2 separate regions of the Homo sapiens genome follow, and region 1 is linked to region 2. The links are chromatin loops, found by intact Hi-C in ENCODE. Cell type or tissue: CD4-positive, alpha-beta T cell. All regions are shown on one strand. Each heading gives the region's core, and the rest is flanking DNA. Links, peaks and the distances in the headings are about the cores only.

Region 1 (8,407 bases), core at 362-8,361, 49 kb before region 2:
GCCACCATGCCTGGCTAATTTTTTGTAGAAATGGGGTTCCACCCTGTTGCCCAGGCTGGTTTCAAACTCCTGGACTCAAGAAATCCTCCCATCTCGGCCTCCCAAAGTGCTGGGATTACAGGTGTGAGTCACCACACCCAGCCTTCCTCTTCATTCTTGCTAAGATGGATCATTCTGGTCCTCAGTCATTCTTAGAAGCATACTATGCCATTTCTAGACTGCACATCTCACTGCTTTACCATTTCTCTAAGCCAGCATTTCTTAAAGTATAGGCTCTAGAATCACCTGCTTCAGAAACAAGTTGTTTAAAATGCAGCTTCCTGTTGTCAATTCTAATGCACATTAAAGCTTGAGAACCACTATTTAAGCAATTGGAGTGTTACTAATGTCAGATTCTAACACGCCTAGCCTTGATCCTTAACTTATAGGAAGGGTTTGGGTATATAAAAGAACCACTGCCAGAGATTACTAAAGCTGTACCATGATTTAGAAACCAGAACAAGTATGTCTATCCCTAAACTGCTTACGTTCCTAGTGACTCAGGACAGGTGTCGACCTGTATAGCAGAGACCAGTAGCTTCTGTGACATTTTCTGATTAGTCAGATCAGAACTTGTAATTCGTTTGGTGTCAGCCTAGCCACGAATGAGAGAACTTTCCTGTCATTCTGCACCTCTTTGAAGCTAGCAAGGACAGAAAGTCAATTCTGCTTATGATTTTCCAATAGCTCTGAACAGTTATAATTACAGTGTACATCTGTGAGAGCGAAGCTGCTTTTCTAATCTGTTTTCATATTATTTTTTCAGCAGCTTCTGCAGACCTAATAGTAATTTGGGTTTTGACTGAAGGATACCACTTACATGCTGAGGGTGCTCATTTCAACCCTGTGTGTTTTTAGCACATTGACATGGTGACAACCTGAGTAGAGTCTGAAAGCTAAGGCACAAACACTATCTAGCAATTCCTGGTCACTAATAAAGGTTTAAAAAATGTTTGTTGGATTTTACTGAAGAAGGGCCTTGCTTTTTGTTCTGGGTTTTTGTTTGTTAGGTTGGCTGGTTTTGAGACAGTTTTGCTGTGTCACCCAGGCTGGAGTGCAGTGGCACGATCACAGCTCGCTGCAGCCTCAGCCTTGTGAACTCAAGCAGCCCTCCCACCCCAGCCTCCCAAGTGGCTGGGACTATAGGTGTGTGCCAGCATGCCCAGCTAATGTTTATATTTTTTGTAGAGACAGGGTTTCGCCATTTTCCCCAGGCTGGTCTCAAACTCCTGGACTCAAATAATCTACCTGCCTTAGCCTCCCAAAGTGCTGGGATTACAGGCATGAGCCACTGCACCCAGCCACGTCTTACTTTTTAAAGACAGAAAATGTAGTGTTTAGCAAGAAATATGAATTGTACTTTTTTTCAGTTGCCTAAAATATAAACTTCCTAAAAGTTAAGGTGTTTATTTATGAATGCATGTCAGTGAGAAGTTCTTTTTTCCCAAGGTGGTGTTATGGAGGGAAAGTCAGTGAGTCAGCCTATTTGCCGAGGCCAGCTTGTCCTTCAGGCATTTATACCACCAGTATTAGTTTGCTAAGCTGCCCTTACAAAGTACCATGAACTGGATGGCTTAAACAACAGAAATTTGTCTCACCGTTCTGGAGGCCAGGAGTTTGAAATCCAGGTATCAGCAGGGTTTTCCCTCTGAGGTTGTGAAGAAGAATCTGTTCCATACCTCTCTGCTAGCTTCTGGTGGTGTGCTGGCCGTCTTTGACATTCCTTGGCTTGTAAATCTCTGCCTTTATCTTCCATGGAGCTTTCCTTGTGTATTTGTGTCTCTATGTCCAAACTTCCCCTTTTTATAAGAACACCAGTCATACCGAAGTAGGACACACCCTATTCCACTATGACCTCATCTTAACTAATTATGTCTGCAACAAACTCATTCCCAAATAGGGTCACATTCTGAGGTACTGGGGGCTAGGACTTAAACATATGAATTTTAGGGAGATGCAATTCAACCCATAACAACATGGCTCTGAATAAAGCTTTGTTTTTCTGAGTAATTTTTGTTTGTTTGAATCTGACAGCAGCAAGTATAGAGATTGCAGAGTATCTGGCAGCAAACCACTATCCATGGGAATTATGCCATTGAGGTGTAGTACAGAGAAATAATAGTGCTTAGGCCAGGAATTGTTTCCTGTTCACTGTGTCTTAAACCTTTATTGGTTCCATTAGCTTACACAGCAAAAGGCATTTCCAATTCAGCATATTTTATTTCCAGTATGCCACTCTGATCTCAAACTTTAGTTAGAGAAGACCAACTAAGGCTAAGAATCAAAACTTTTGGAAGCTAGCAAGACCTGATCAAATCCAAACTCCTGATTTTTACAGAGAAGGGAACTGTGGAGTACAGGAAAATTCAATGTCTTACCCAAATACAGTACTCACAGCTACTTAGTGCCATGTTGCTACCACAACCCCACTACCCTGCCTCTTGCTGTAGCTCCTTCTTTCACATATTGTACTGCTCCTCTGAGCCACAGGGGCCATCGGTGCCCTATGACAGTGGTCCCCAACCCTTTTGGCACCAGGGACCAGTTTTGTGGAAGACAATTTTTCCATGGATTGGACGGCAGAGTAGGGATGGTTTCAGAATGAAACTGTTCTGCCTCAGATCATCAGGCATTAGATTCTCATGAGAAACACAAAACCTAGATCCCTCTCATGAGCAGTTCACAATGGAGTTCATGCTCCTTTGAGAATCTAATGCCACCACTGATTACTGCCTAAGGCAGAGCTTAGGCAGTAATGCTCACTCACCCACCACTCACCTCCTGCTGTGCGGCCTGGTTCCTAGCGGGCCACAGACCAGTAACAGTCTATGGCCTGGGGGTTGGGGACCCCTGCCCTATGATTCAAAAGGTCCCAATTCCTGTTGCCTTCATGGTGCTTTTCTCTAGCTAGAGAACACAGTCAACCCTGTTTTCAATGTGTGCTGTCTACCTGGGAATGTTTCATGGATGGCCCATACTGCCATTTTTTAAATCTACCTAAGCCTCACCTCTGGGATCTACCTAAATATATTCTCTCTTAATTCCATGGATATGAGCTCTAGGAAGGGAACTAATTATAATGTTAGACTCTGCCACATATGAACAGTAAAACACATTGTCCTAGAGAGCAGAAGCCATCCAGTATTGTGAAGCTTAATAGAAATTACTTTGATGGGCCTAGCATGGTGGCTCACGGCTGTAATCCCAGCACTTTGGGAGGCCAAGGCGAGCAGATCACCTGAGGTTGGGAGTTGGAGACTAGCCTGGCCAACCTGGGGAAATCCCATCTCTACTAAAAATATAAAAAATTAGCCAGGTGTGGTGGTGCTTGCCTGTAATCCCAGCTACCTGGGAGGCTGAGGCACAAACATCGCTTGAACCCGGGAGGCAGAGGTTGCAGTGAGCTGAGATTGGGCTACTGCACTCCAGCCTGGGTGATAGAGCAAGACTTTGTCTCAAAAAAAGAAAGAGAAATTACTTTGATGGTGAAGGTTTTTATTTTGGTTTGCTGTTGTTGTTGTCTTGGATGTTATTTTGGTGGCGTATTTTTTTGCATTTATATATTTCATAATCATATAATTATTGGCTTCTTTTTTTTTTTTTTTTCGAGACGGAGTCTCGCTCTGTTGTCCAGGCTGGGGTACAGTGGCATGGTCTCGGCTCACTGGAACCTCTGCCTCCCAGGTTGAAGCGATTCTCCTGCCTCAGCCTCCCGAGTAGCTGGGATTACAGGTGTGTACCACCACACCCAGCTAATTTTTTGTATTTTTAGTAGAGATGTGGTTTCACCCCAGGCTGGTCTCGAACTCCTGACCTTGTGATCCACCCACCTTGGCCTCCCAAAGTGCTGGGATTACAGGCGTGAGCCACCGCGCCTGGCCTATTGGCTTCTTTTTAACATTTATTATTAATATATATCTCCTCAACTTTTGGGGGTTTTTAGGGTTTTTCCCCAGCTTTATTGAGGTATACTTAACAAATAAAAATTATATATATTTAAGGTGATACATTGTAAAATGATTACCACATCAAGCCAATTAACATATCTATCACCTCACGTGGTTATATCTTTTGTGTGGTGAGAACCCTTAAGATCAACTCTTCTAGCAAATCTCAAGTACACAATACGTGATTATTAACTATGGTCACCACACTGTGCCTCAGATCTCCAGAACTTCCTCATCTGGCATACATTTTGGCCAACACCTCCTCACTTCCTCTTCTTTCCACCAGTAACTATCATTCTAGTCTCTGCTTTTATGAGTTCAGCTTTCTTAGATTTTACAAATGAGTTCATGCAGTGTTTGGCTTTTTGCGTCTGGCGTATTTCATTTAGCATAATGTCCTCCAGGTTCATCCATGTTATTGCAAATGGCAGAATTTCCTTCTTTTTTAAGGATGAATACTCTTCCTTTGTATATGTATACCACATTTGCTTTAACCATTCATCAGATAAGGCACACTTAGGTTGTTGCCCCAACTTTTTGGGAAGCTCCCTAAGTTGGTGTTCTGACCATGTCTGCTTACTTTTTGGTTTAAGCCCAGCACTTGGAATGAAGTAGGCACTCAGTATACATTTGAATGGATGATTGGTAGTTTTGTAGGGAGAAAAGCAGATACTGTTTATTATGCTGACAGTTCATTATTAAAGTAAAATTTATATATAGTAAAAATGCAGAAATCTTTGTAGTTCCATAAATTTTGAAAAATATGTACCCAAGTTACCATCACCCAGATCAAGATAAAGAACATTCCCCCATCCCACCAGCAAGTTCCCTTCTGCCCCTTCTTAGACGTGACCCGAAGGGCTTTTCTCCTTCGTTTTTTCCTGGAAGCTTTCTACGTTTAACTTTCACATTTTGTCGGTGATCCATCTCAAATTAATTTCTGTATATGATATGAGTAGGGGTGTCGAAGGTTTCTGTTGTTGTGCTTTAACAACTATTCCTTGTTCCTTTGATGAAATCAAATAATCAAGACTTGTATATAGAAATAGATTTGTCATTGGGAAATGGATCTCTGTATCTCTTTTTCTCTTTTATAATTGAACCATGGTTGCTGGGGATAACTTAGAAACACAGGAAAGGGCTAATTTTCTGCAGTGATTGGATGGCTCAAGGCAATATGTGTAGGACAGGTTACTCCAGTCAGACCTACGTTCAAATCCAAATGCCACCAGAGGTGAGACAAGATAGTCTTAATACTCAAATGTACAAAATAAATAGCCAGAGACCTCACCTAACAGGGTTCTTTTTAATGAGTAAATGAAATAACATGTGTAATACAGTCATCACAGTATAAACATCACAGTCAACGATGCCTGCTAGCTTTACACCTGTGCTTGTGTGTGTACATGTTGGGGTATGATATTGGAAAGAAAAACAAATCTCATAGCGATATACGGTGAAAAAGGTCCCTGAACTTGGATGAGGGTTCCTCTTTAAAAAGGAGGAACCCTTTTTATATTTATATCCTATCACACACAGAGTCACTCCCCTCAAAGGGAGAGGAGGCCCTCTTCTCACCTCTGAGGCTGCTCATGGCAGGAGCTCAGTCACTGCCAGTTCTCTGAGCCATTGTGGCTTCTGTCCTCACAATGAATAAACCTGGAAACACACTGTTTGAGTCTCTTCCTGCCTATGGGTTCTAAGTGCTGCTGTCTGAGCTGTGCCTGCAGCAGGCTTCCTGCTTCTGGTGCTCACTGCGGGGAGGGGAGCCATCGGTTGATACCAGGAGAGAGCCTGCTGCTCTGCTGCCTTCATTAGAAACAGGCAGTCTCCTTGTCTAAAAATAGCAAAAGTGGGAGAGTGGGGAAGAGCAGCAGCCATGCTCAGGGCTGAAAGTGAGAAAGGCAGAAACAAGCAGATCTCTGAAAGCCTCCTGTATGGTGGCAGGCGGCTAAGCATTCTGGGTGCAGTGACTGTGGTCAAAGCTTTTCTACTTCCCTGGGTCCGTGTTGGGGGGTTTTGTAGATGTGTCCACACACTCAGCCAAGGGCTGAGCATGAAGGAGCCGCTCTGTCCTGGCAGGAGCATGAGATGTGCCACACGCTGATACTGTCCAGGCTGCAGCAGGAGCGCTAGTGCTAGTGCTTGAGAATTTCCACACCCTGTAGTATCCTCACCCACTCCCTGCCCCAACCAAAGGTGAGCTTTTTCCCAGTGGGGCACAAGGTGTTGGTTTGACCATCACTTCAGAAGCGCCTGGGTCACGCTGGAATGGGCTTGCCCTTAAGCAGAGTGTGGCTCTGGTACTAAACAAGTCTTTGCAGCCATTAAGTGAGACCAGGCTGTATTTGTGGGTGTTCTCTGCAGGTAGAGCTTTCCTGTCTACATTTGTTATCAGTTAATGTTCTGGTAGCTAAACTAAGAGCAGAAAAGGAATTCTTTCCAAGGTCTTACGATAAATCTGTCTATGCAAGCAGACCTCATCAAAGCCCCATGAAAACAGGCAGAGTCTCAGAGGTAAGAGTCCTGTTGATACTCCTGTTTGCTTATCCCAAAGAGCTTTACCCTCTCTTGGCCTTTCTTTCTCTTGTACTATCCAAACTGATCCTCTTGCTGGCCTTGTGAGATGGGCTGGGCATCTTTCCCACCCACAGATGAGGAACCAGGAGCTCAGTGTCATAACTTGCCCAGCATTGTAACCAGTAATCAGAGACGCAGAGCTTGTATCAAGGCCTCTGCCCTTCGCCTGGATATTCTCTGAGGTTTCTTCCCCACATGACAGTTTCTGAAGGGCAAAAACCTCCTAACATGAAGCAGCCTAAAATGTGGCATGAATTTAAGCAAACTTAGGGGGCAAAAAAAAGACTCCATTTAACTTTGATTTGGGAAACATTTTTCTTTGCATGACCCAGCAATTATGACTCTGAACCCAGAGAGGGAAATATAACCCTAACTCACTGTTGGCCAGGCAGTATACAATATTTATATAGTCACAATACTATAAACTCTATGTGTCAATTTTCTAATTTTAGAGCCAATCTGTGGACAAAGAGGGAGCAATTTTGTTATAGCTGCAAGATAGGATATAAATATGAACAGCCCTGACAAAGTAGAGATAAAAGTTGTTCGGTGTTTTTTAAGTGTGTCTAATATAAAGTGAGAGGGGAAAGCAGGGACAAAGATGAAATAATGTGGGGAGTTAAAGGATACGGTGTGTGGTTGATGGAATAAAAAAGCTCACTAGGTATGTTATTTACAGTTACAAAATAAAATATAAATAGCAAATGTTGGAAGAAGACACAGGGTAGAAGAGGGTAAATGTCCCTCATAGTGAATCAATGGATGCTACCTTAGGTTAAGAATCTTTTAACCCCTGATTCATCAAAAGACATGAAGGGAATCGCCAGAAAATATTAAAAGAGAAATCCCAAAAAGGGCTGCTGCCCCTAGGGAATGGCGGAGGGTGGGGGTGGGGAGGGCAGGAGGTTGTTGCTTTTCATCAGAAGTCATCTGTGTTGTGTGCTTTATTATGATGTTTATTACTTCGATTAAAACAAATTGAGGCAGTGAGAGAATGACTTTTAAAAGACAAAAACTGTGGATAGTACCATATGTTCCCTCAACAAATGCTCTCATGAGAATTAGCTATAAAACACTCATTAGGTCTGCAAACAGAAATCAGAGTGTTCCAGGCTATAAAATTATCAATGACTGTTTTCAGCAGTCCAGCCAGGCTAATGCTCTCCAATGAAGCCAAACTAATGTTGCTGATAACCAAAAGAATCTTTTTTTTTTTTTCTGTAAATGACAGAGGCCTGTGTGGCATCAGGGTGCCATTAACGTTTTCTCCTAGAGAGACAGCCAGGAAGAAAAATCGCTCCTCCTGTACTGCTCTCACCTGTGAGAAGTTTATGACTTGTTCGGAGAGCAGAGCACAGAGCCCGGGAAGAGTACTGGCAGTTTCTGTGTTTTTACAAGGGAAGAACATAGCTGAGTAGATTAACAGTTTCCTGTGTGGCTTGTTGCAAATTACATGCAATTAGCCCTCAGACAGCCTGAATCGAGAGAATTGTGGCAAAACTTGATGGTGCAGAACCTAGGCAGGCAGCCAGACTCCTAAACCCAGTCACGTAAATTTGCTGCTGTAACTGGATCTTCCCAAGCCACAAGTCTGAGAAATGGTGGGCACTCTGACCTGACCACTAGATTTTCAGGATATTCCTCCTAAGAGAGGTATCCTTGCTTCTAAGTGACCCCTAAAACAGAACCTAGGAAACTCTCAGCCAGATAAATTAGAAATTGATTCTAAATAGGCTTGTGCCCAGGAAATCAACAATGCAGTAAAAATATCAGGACAAAAGCAAGAATACTTCCCAAAGTCAGAACTGAGGAGCAATGAATATTAAATTGATCAATGGCAT
Region 2 (8,407 bases), core at 139-8,138:
CCGAGATGGCGCCACTGCACTCCAGCCTGGGCAACAGAGCGAGACTCTGTCTCAAAAAAAAAAAAACAAGCTGTAACCCAACCATCTTGGGCACATATTCTCAGGACCTTTTGAGACTGTGCCTTCGGGCCATGTTCACTCATATTTGCCTCAGAATAAAACTCTTTAAATATTTTATAGAGTTTGGCTTTTTTCCTTGACAGGTTGATGAGTAAGTGGGTGGAAGAACAGAGTGGGTGAACAGAGCAAACATGATAAATGGAAGAAAGGACCTGAGGTTAAGGAACTGGAGATTGTAATCAGAAAGCAGGATCCTATAGTTGAAGATATCTGAGAAAGAACAATTTAAAATGGCAATAAAGTCCAAAGTACAGATACGAATATCAGCTGGGGTCCAGCCTCACAAACAAAACCTAGGTCCGGCAATTCACAGAGATAATCTAATGCAGGGAATTTGTTGCAAAGGTGATGGAAGGACTGAAAGAGCTACCAGGGAGAATTAGACAAACTCAAAATTAAGAAATGCAGAAAAGTTGCATTTACCATAACTACGCATAGAGGAACAGAAGGAAAAAGGTGTTAACACAGCCCCGGAGCTGAGACTGAAACCACAGTGGTCTGTCCAGCAAGAGGCGGAGCCATGGAGGAAACCCAATCACTGCTGGAAATGGTGCCTGAAGGGAATGGCGGGAGGAGAAAAGGAGGGCAGAAATACCTGCCTCCTCTCTGCCACCCACCTGCCAGTCTCCCACAGGCGCCTCTCGTTGGCTGAACCTCTCTTGAAACAAATTGGCAAAGCAGTTTAGGAAACGTAATTTGCATGGATCAGGTTTCCTTGAAAGAAACAGATGAGGAGAAGAGAATGGATGTAACAGCAAATAGGCAAACAAGCAACCCAAGATGAGAATGGCTTGCTGAAGCTTTATGAGAAGTGAAAAGTGGATTCCAGGAACTGTGAAATGGTGAAATGGCATATGCCATCCCTGTGGATACTGTAATCACTATTTGATGCCCCAGAGGGGAAAGGGAGAAAGGACTGTGGCCAGAGCCAAGGAACTCAATGAATGTCAATGTTTAGGAATGACTGAAGGACAAGAGATGAAATGAAAGGAAAAGGGTGTTAGTGTTATGTCCCAAGCCTGGTCTGGAAAGAGCAAGGGAGAGGTAGAATAGCAGCACAGTTAAAAGGCCCAAGTTTGAGTCCCAGCTTGGACACTTATTAGCTGGAGGATTTGGAAAGGTGAATTAGCCTCTGAGCCTTGGTGTATAAAATGGAGATAATAATAGTACCCTCAGTAAGGCTATTAGAGTTAAACAAGAGTGTATATAAAGCACTTCCCACAGTGCCTAACAACAGCAATCATAGCAGAGCACATTCAATCTACATTCTCAACTCTAGGGCATGAGAAAAAGGCTTTCTCCAAGGTTCTCGCTCAGGGTTCCTCGTGAGGTTGTAGTCAGCTGTCAGTCAGAGCTGCAGTCATCTGAGGCAAGAGGACCCACTTCCAGCTCACTCATGTGGTTGCTGGCAAGCCTCACGTCCTTGCTGGCTTTGGGCTGTGTACTGGAGGTCCTCACCAGGGGCCTCTCCATAGATTCTGACAGCATGGCAACCAGCTCCCACATAGCAAGTGATCTGAGAGAGAGAGAGAGAGAGCCGCAGTCATCTATAACCTGATCTTAGACAGGAGAGACTATCAGCTGGGTCATCTACTACTGGTCACACAGACCAACCCTGGTACACTGTGGGAGGGACTACACAAGGGATGGAATCCCAAGAGGTGAGGGACCTTTTGGAAGCTGGCTACTACACCTCTTCTCCCTCTTCCTTGTTTTTTCTCCATACCGCTGATGACCAGCTAACACATTGTTTTTTGAGACACGGCCTCACTCTGTTGTCCAGGCTGGAGTAGCAGTGGCACCATCACAGTTCATCATAGCCTTGACCTCCCAGGCTCAAGTGATCCTCCCACCTCAGCCTCCTGAGTAGCTGGGACTACAGGCACATGCCACTAAGCCTGGCTAATTTTTTATTTTTTATAGAGATATATGTTGCCCAGGCTGGTCTTGAACTCCTGAGCTCAAGTGATCCTTCTGCCTCAGCCTCCCAAAGTGCTGAGATTGCAGGTGTGAGGCACCCGGCTTCTAACACATTGTTTACCTTATTTTGTTATCATCAGTGTCCCTACAATAGAACATAAGAAGCAAGGGATGTTTGCCTGTCTTGTTCACTGCTGTATAATCGGCACCTAGAACAGTGCCTGACACACAGTAGGGCTTCATTAATATTTGTTAAATGGTGAGTGATGTGCCACCATAAGAAATTAGCCTGGGCCAGGTGTGATGTCTCACGCCTGTAATCCTAACACTTTAGGAGGCTGAGGTGGGTGGATCACCTGAGGTCAGGAGTTCGAGACCAGCCTGGCTAATATGGTGAAACCCTGTCTCTACTAAAAATACAAAAAATTAGCTGGGTGTGGTAGCGGGCACCCATAGTCTCAGCTACTCGGGAGGCTGAGGCAGGAGACTCGCTTGAACCCGGGAGATGGAGGTTGCCATGAGCTGAGATCGCACCATTGCACTCCAGCCTGGGCAACAAGAGTGAAACTTCATCTCAAAAAAAAAAAAAAAATTAGCCTGAGTTCTCTCAGAATATCATAGCATAAGTCCTGTTCCCACTTTCTAAAAACGTTTGTACTTGATTCTCACAATCTAGGAGGAAAACATGGCAGTGTTTGTATCCCCATTTCATCCATGAGGAAACTAAAATCCAGGGAAGTTCAGGTCTTCTTGCCCAGGGTCGACCAATGGTATGGTGGGTCTAGGACAGGTGGCCCTTTCTTTTGCATACAGCCTCCCCCTGATGCCCCATAACTCCCACCTCATCCCACCGGGTGCCCTGCTGCCTGGTGCAGCATTTAGCATTACTGGCAAGTCACAATCATCACAGATGAGCGAAGTTCATAGAGCTTTCATTCAGCGAAGCCAGGCAGGATGGGATGAAAGAGGGGAGCCAAGAAGCCTGGAGAGAAGACACCATGTGAATGCTCTGGCCTGATTCTCCTTTCCCTGCAACCAGTGACTCTCCACTATGCAACAGTGTCAGGCTCAGAGACTCAAGCCCAGTCTGCCTGTTAGTGTTCTATAATAAGCAGGGAATGGGTCAGGCATGGTGGCTCACACCTGTAATCCTATCACTTTGGGAGGCTGAGGTGGGTGGATCTCCTGAGGTCCGGAGTTCGAGACCAGGCTGGCGAACATGGCAAAACCCTGTCTCTTCTAAAAATTCAAAAATCAGCCAGGCGTGGTGGCGTGCACCTGTAATCCCAGCTACTCAGGAGGCTGAGGCAAGAGAATTGCTTGAACCTAGGGGGCGGAGGTTGCAGTGAGCCAAGATCGCACCACTTCACTCCAGCCTAGGTGAAACAGCAAAACTCCAACTCAAAAAAAAAAAAAAAAGCAGGGAATGGAGAGCAAGCAATTATCCCCCACAGATGGGAGACGGCTGTGCCCCCGCCTTAGACTGAATCACTCTGAAACCCCAAAATAACCCTTTCCAGAGTCCCAGGCCCCCAGACATAGACGTTCTCTGTTGGACAATGCAGTCCCACAGACGGATCTAGGCTGTTCTTAAAGTGGTTTTCCAAGTAAAGGCACTTGTCTCCCCGTGAGGCGAGGGCCATCAAAGCTCCTTTTCCCTCAACGCCTACCAAGCCACAACCTATTTTAACAACACACACATAAATTAGCTCAGTTCATCAACAAGATCACCTCTGAATAGTAGATGTAGAAGGTTGAAGGATAGCAACAAAGATGCTAGTTATACTTTCACGTGGAATTCCTGACCCTATATTCTGGTACCATATTGCCTAAGGCAAGAGACAAGGCAAGACGGGTTCCTCCAGCAAGGGGCACATCAGGTCCCTGAGCACTGGAAGAAAGTAGTGATGGTGTTGATACTTGCATCAGGTCAGAGGCAGAGAAGAGAACTGGCCTGCAGTGATGGCCAAGGGTGAAGGTAGGGGTACTGGCTCCCCTCTTCTCCCCTAACTCTTGTCAAGGCCACCCACTCCTCTGTCCTGCCTAGAATGTGAAGGGAGGCACCCAGCTCAGCTGCAGGGTCCTGACTTCCCGGTGATCTGCACTAGCCTGCAGTCCCCTGAAAGCCCAGACCTGGATGTGTGTGCCTGGCCACCAAAGTGGCCCCGGGGTGCCCTCTGTGACCACAGGTGTATAAACATGCCTCTTAAAAGACACCATGACCAACCATGAGGCCAAGTGTGGGGCTAGCATTCGCTGATGTCTGTGTTTTGCACATACTAATTCACTTCATCCTCATGGAAATCTCTGAGGTAAAGAAGTATTTGCTTTAATTTACAGATGAAGAAACTGAAACTCAGGTTAAAAATAGACCAAGGACACACAGGTAGTTGAGGGGCAGAGCAGGGATTTGAACACTGTTATGAAAATTATCTAAAACTTGGAAGTAAGGCAAAAAGATTGCTTTGAATATTTAATTCAAAGTTAGACCAGAATAGTGGTTCTCAACCAGGGGCAATTTTACTCCTTAGGGGACCTTTTCACAATGTCTGGAGACATTTTTGATTGTCACTATTGAATGGGAGAGCAGATACTACTGCCATCTAGTGGGTGGAGACCAAGAATGCTGCTAAACCACCTTACAATGCATGGGACAACCACCACGACAGAGTTAGCCATGTGTTGCTTAACAACAGGGATACATTCTGGGAAATGCATCATTAGGTGATTTTGTGATCTTGCGAACATCATAGAGTGTACTTACACAAAGCTAGATGGTCTAGCCTACTATACGCCTAGGCTATACAGTCTAGCCTACTGCTCCTAGGCTATAAACCTGTACAGCATGTTACCATACTGAATACTATAGTCAATTGTACTACAGTAGTTAAGTATTTATGTATCTAACATATCTAAGCACAGAGAAAGTACAGTAAAAAAATATAATCTTAGGGGACCATTATCACATATGTGGTCCATCACTGACTGAAACAGCATTATGCAGCACATGACTATAATCAGTAGAAACATCAGTAAATAGTCACCATTGAGAAACTCTGTTCCAGCACAGTGTGACTATGCTCGACTTATTATTTGCCATTAATTAGGTCTCAAGGATGTCAATTTTTAGAAGACAATAAACAAAAAAATTAAAATAAAAAAATAAACAGCAAGCACAGTAGCTGATGCTTTTAATCCCAAAACTTTGGGAGGCCAAGGCAGCCTGGCCAACATGATGAAACCTCGTCTCTACTAAAAATACAAATATTAGCCAGGCTTGGTGGCACATGCCTGTAATCTCAGCTACTCAGGAGGCTAAGGCAGAAGAATTGCTTGAACCTGGGAGGCGGAGGTTGCAGTGAGCCGAGATCACGCCATTGCACTCCAGCCTGGGTGACAAAACTCCGTCTCAAAATAAATAAATAAACAAAAGAGAAAAGAATGTCAGCTTGTAGAAAACTGGTAAGATGCAAATGACTCTTGTCTAAGAAAGTAACCCCAAAGACTATAGTTTTATAGACCTGAAGGACACTACCCAGTTGTGTATCTCACTTAGCAATCTTACGCCAGAATGCTCTTTTTATCACTGACTATTATAGATCAGTTTCTTCCAGCTTCCTTTAAACCAGTTTGCCTTCCTGCTGGCTCCCTCTTGTATTTTGCTAGGGCTGCCATAACAAAATACCACAGACTGGCTGGCTTAAACCACAGAAATCTATTTTCTCAGAGTTCTGGATAATGGAAGTTCAAGATCAAGGTGCTGGCAGGGTTGGTTTCCTCTGAGGCCTCTCCCTGTGGCTTGCAGGGGGCCGCCCTCTTGCTGCCTCTTCCTGTGGTCTTTTCTCTGTGCACATGTGTTCCTGGTGTTTCTTTCTCATTTTATAAAGACACCACTCCTTTCACATTAGGACCTACACTTGAGACCTCATTTAACCTTAATTACTTTTTTTTTTTTTGAGACGGAGTCTTGCTCTGTCGCCAGACTGGAGTGCAGTGGCGCGATCTCAGCTCACTGCAACCTCCGCCTCCTGGGTTCAAGTGATTCTACTGCCTCAGCCTCCTGAGTAGCTGGGATTACAGGCATCCGCCACCATGCCCAGCTAATTTTTTTTTTCTTTGTATTTTTAGTTGAGACGGGGTTTCACCATGTTGGCCAGGCTGGTCTCGAACTCCTGACCTCAAGTGATCCACCTGCCTCGGCCTCCCAAAGTGCTGGGATTACAGGCATGAGCCACCATGCCTGGCCAACCTTAATTACTTCTTTAAAGGCTTTATCTCCAAATATAGTCATATTCTGAGTGTCCTGGCAGTTAAAATTTCAACCTATGGACTTTGGGAGAACACACTTCAGTACCTAAAACTCCACTAATTATTTAATCTTTGATGCATGCTCACTACAAATTTGCATGAGAATTGTTTTTAACTTTTTGAAAATTATGCTTTGCAAATACATTTGTCTAAGCCCACAAAGTCTACTTGTTTCTACTATACTATACTTCTTGCATGCTGGACAGATAGAGCCAATTCACTGAGACAGCAGTATTGCAGTAAAGAAACAGTTTAATTAAGGCAAGGGCTGGCCACATGAAAGACAAGAGTTCATTATTCAAATCAGTTTCTCTGAGAACTCAGAGGCTAGGGTTTTTATGGATAAGTTGGCAGGCAGGGAGTTAGGGAATGGGTGCTGCTGATTGGGGATAAAAGCATGGCAAACAATCCTCATGTGCTGAGTCCACCATAGGGTGGGGGCCACAGGACTGGCTGAGTCATGAGTCGTGAGTCCAAGTGAAGTCAGTTGGTGCCCAGAATGCACAGTTCTGAAAATCATCTCAAAAGACGAATCTTGGGTTCTACAATAGTGATGTTATTTACAAGAGCAAACGGGGAAGTCACAAATCTTGTGACCTCCAGCATAGATTATAGAAAGGCAAGCTATTCCTACATCTTAGCAGAATTCAGACCCCTCCCATAATCCTAATCTTGTGGCCTTTCATTAGTTTTACAAAGGCAGTTTCAGTCCCCGAAAAAGGAGGGGCTCAGTTTTAGGGAGGGACTATTATCATTCTTGCTTCAAAGTGAAACTATACACTAAATTCCTCCCACAGTTAGCTTGGCGTGGCCTTTGTTATATGCCCAGGAATAAGTGAGGACAGCCAGCCTATGAGACTAGAAGCAAGATGGAGTCAGCCAAGCTAAATTTCTCTCACTGTCATAACCTTTACAAAGGTGGTTTCATTAGGCATATTAATGCAAATTCCTTAGTTAAAACAAGAATGACTCTCTAAAGGCTATATTTCAGATACATCACATGCTTCTTTCCTCTTGTCCCCTCAACAGTAAGCAAGAAGAGTATTTTTGTACAAGAGAGAGGCCTCTGCCTGAAGCTCCCTTAATCTGTCAGATCACAGATCAAAAGCTATCACACACTGCCCAAGGGACCCTAAAGGGAGCCACTCTCAGAAAATAAATCCAAACCTCCTTTTTTCTGGCCACTGAAACGTTCAATAATTAGTTCATTATCTACATCATTCACATGTTTAATATTTATTGACTTTGGAATTATTGATTACTTTGCTGAGTATCTTATGAATTTAATCTATATTAATATTAAGGTGATGTATCAAATTGCATTCCAGAGTGTGGATTTGACTCTAGTGCCATAATCAGTCTCCTGGGACAAACAGCTGTTTCTCTTCCCTCATTATAGAAAAAAATTGCCCTTGGCAAATGTCAAAGAACATCCTTTTATCAATCTCTCTTACCAATCAATCCAAGCAAATGCAGTGGGATTTCTTTTCCCCAGAGTTGAAGTCACCTCCTGACAGGAAGTTAAGTCTTTAGGCACTGAATCATAGCACTGAGCTGAAGCCCAGGACTAAGCAAGAATGAGTGAGAATTTGGAGACTTAAGGTTTGGTCATCTGTAGAGGATTGGGTTTTGTCTTGTTTTGTTTTTGTTTTGGTGTCCTGCAAGGTTTCTCACTGCCCTTCATCAGGTAATATGCCCTGTCCCTGAACTGGCCAATTGTGTTACCCCATTCCCTTAGCAACAGTGATTGCTACTGAAGAAACAGGAGGCCAACAAAGAATATCACTCATTCACCAGTAGAGTGTCTATGTCAGAGATATTAGATAAACAGGAAAACTAACAATTACATTGCAGGCTGTGGAAACAGAGAGAGGTACCTAAGGCACACCTGTGGGAATATGAAAGTTTGGTTTCATAAAAGGATTCTGGAGGAAGTCACCTCTGACATTTGAGTTGAGTCCTACAGGATATGAAGAAAGTAGCCCCATGTTCCGGTTACTATGGCTGTGTAATAAATTACCTAAAACATACTGGATTAAAGCTATGAAAACATCTTTTC

What was found. A loop is a pair of places that touch in the nucleus more often than their neighbours do. Peaks named below come from ENCODE experiments on the same cell type or tissue, not always from the same donor. Only the 100,000 strongest peaks of a DNase experiment are listed, where the experiment ranks them.
Region 1: a loop joins it to region 2, with 2.1 times the contacts of the local background. A loop is called at or near these places in 3 of 110 quality-filtered maps.

Annotation. Positions count from the first base shown.
Region 1 is chr9:68,974,027-68,982,433 of GRCh38, forward strand. All of the region lies in intron 14 of PIP5K1B (phosphatidylinositol-4-phosphate 5-kinase type 1 beta), which reads left to right. It overlaps LOC101927069 (a long non-coding RNA gene), which reads right to left and starts at 1,815. Exons shown (of 3, transcript NR_110647.1): 1 at 1,638-1,815. In CD4-positive, alpha-beta T cell, for the core only: no CTCF peak of the experiment used is centred there; a DNase peak (open chromatin) is centred at 4,215; H3K4me3 peaks cover 674 bases; H3K27ac peaks cover 294 bases.
Region 2 is chr9:69,023,158-69,031,564 of GRCh38, forward strand. No RefSeq gene overlaps it. Among named protein-coding and RNA genes, the nearest start is that of FXN, 8.4 kb to the right of the region's middle. In CD4-positive, alpha-beta T cell, for the core only: CTCF peaks have their summits at 4,704 and 4,909; DNase peaks (open chromatin) are centred at 4,664 and 5,824.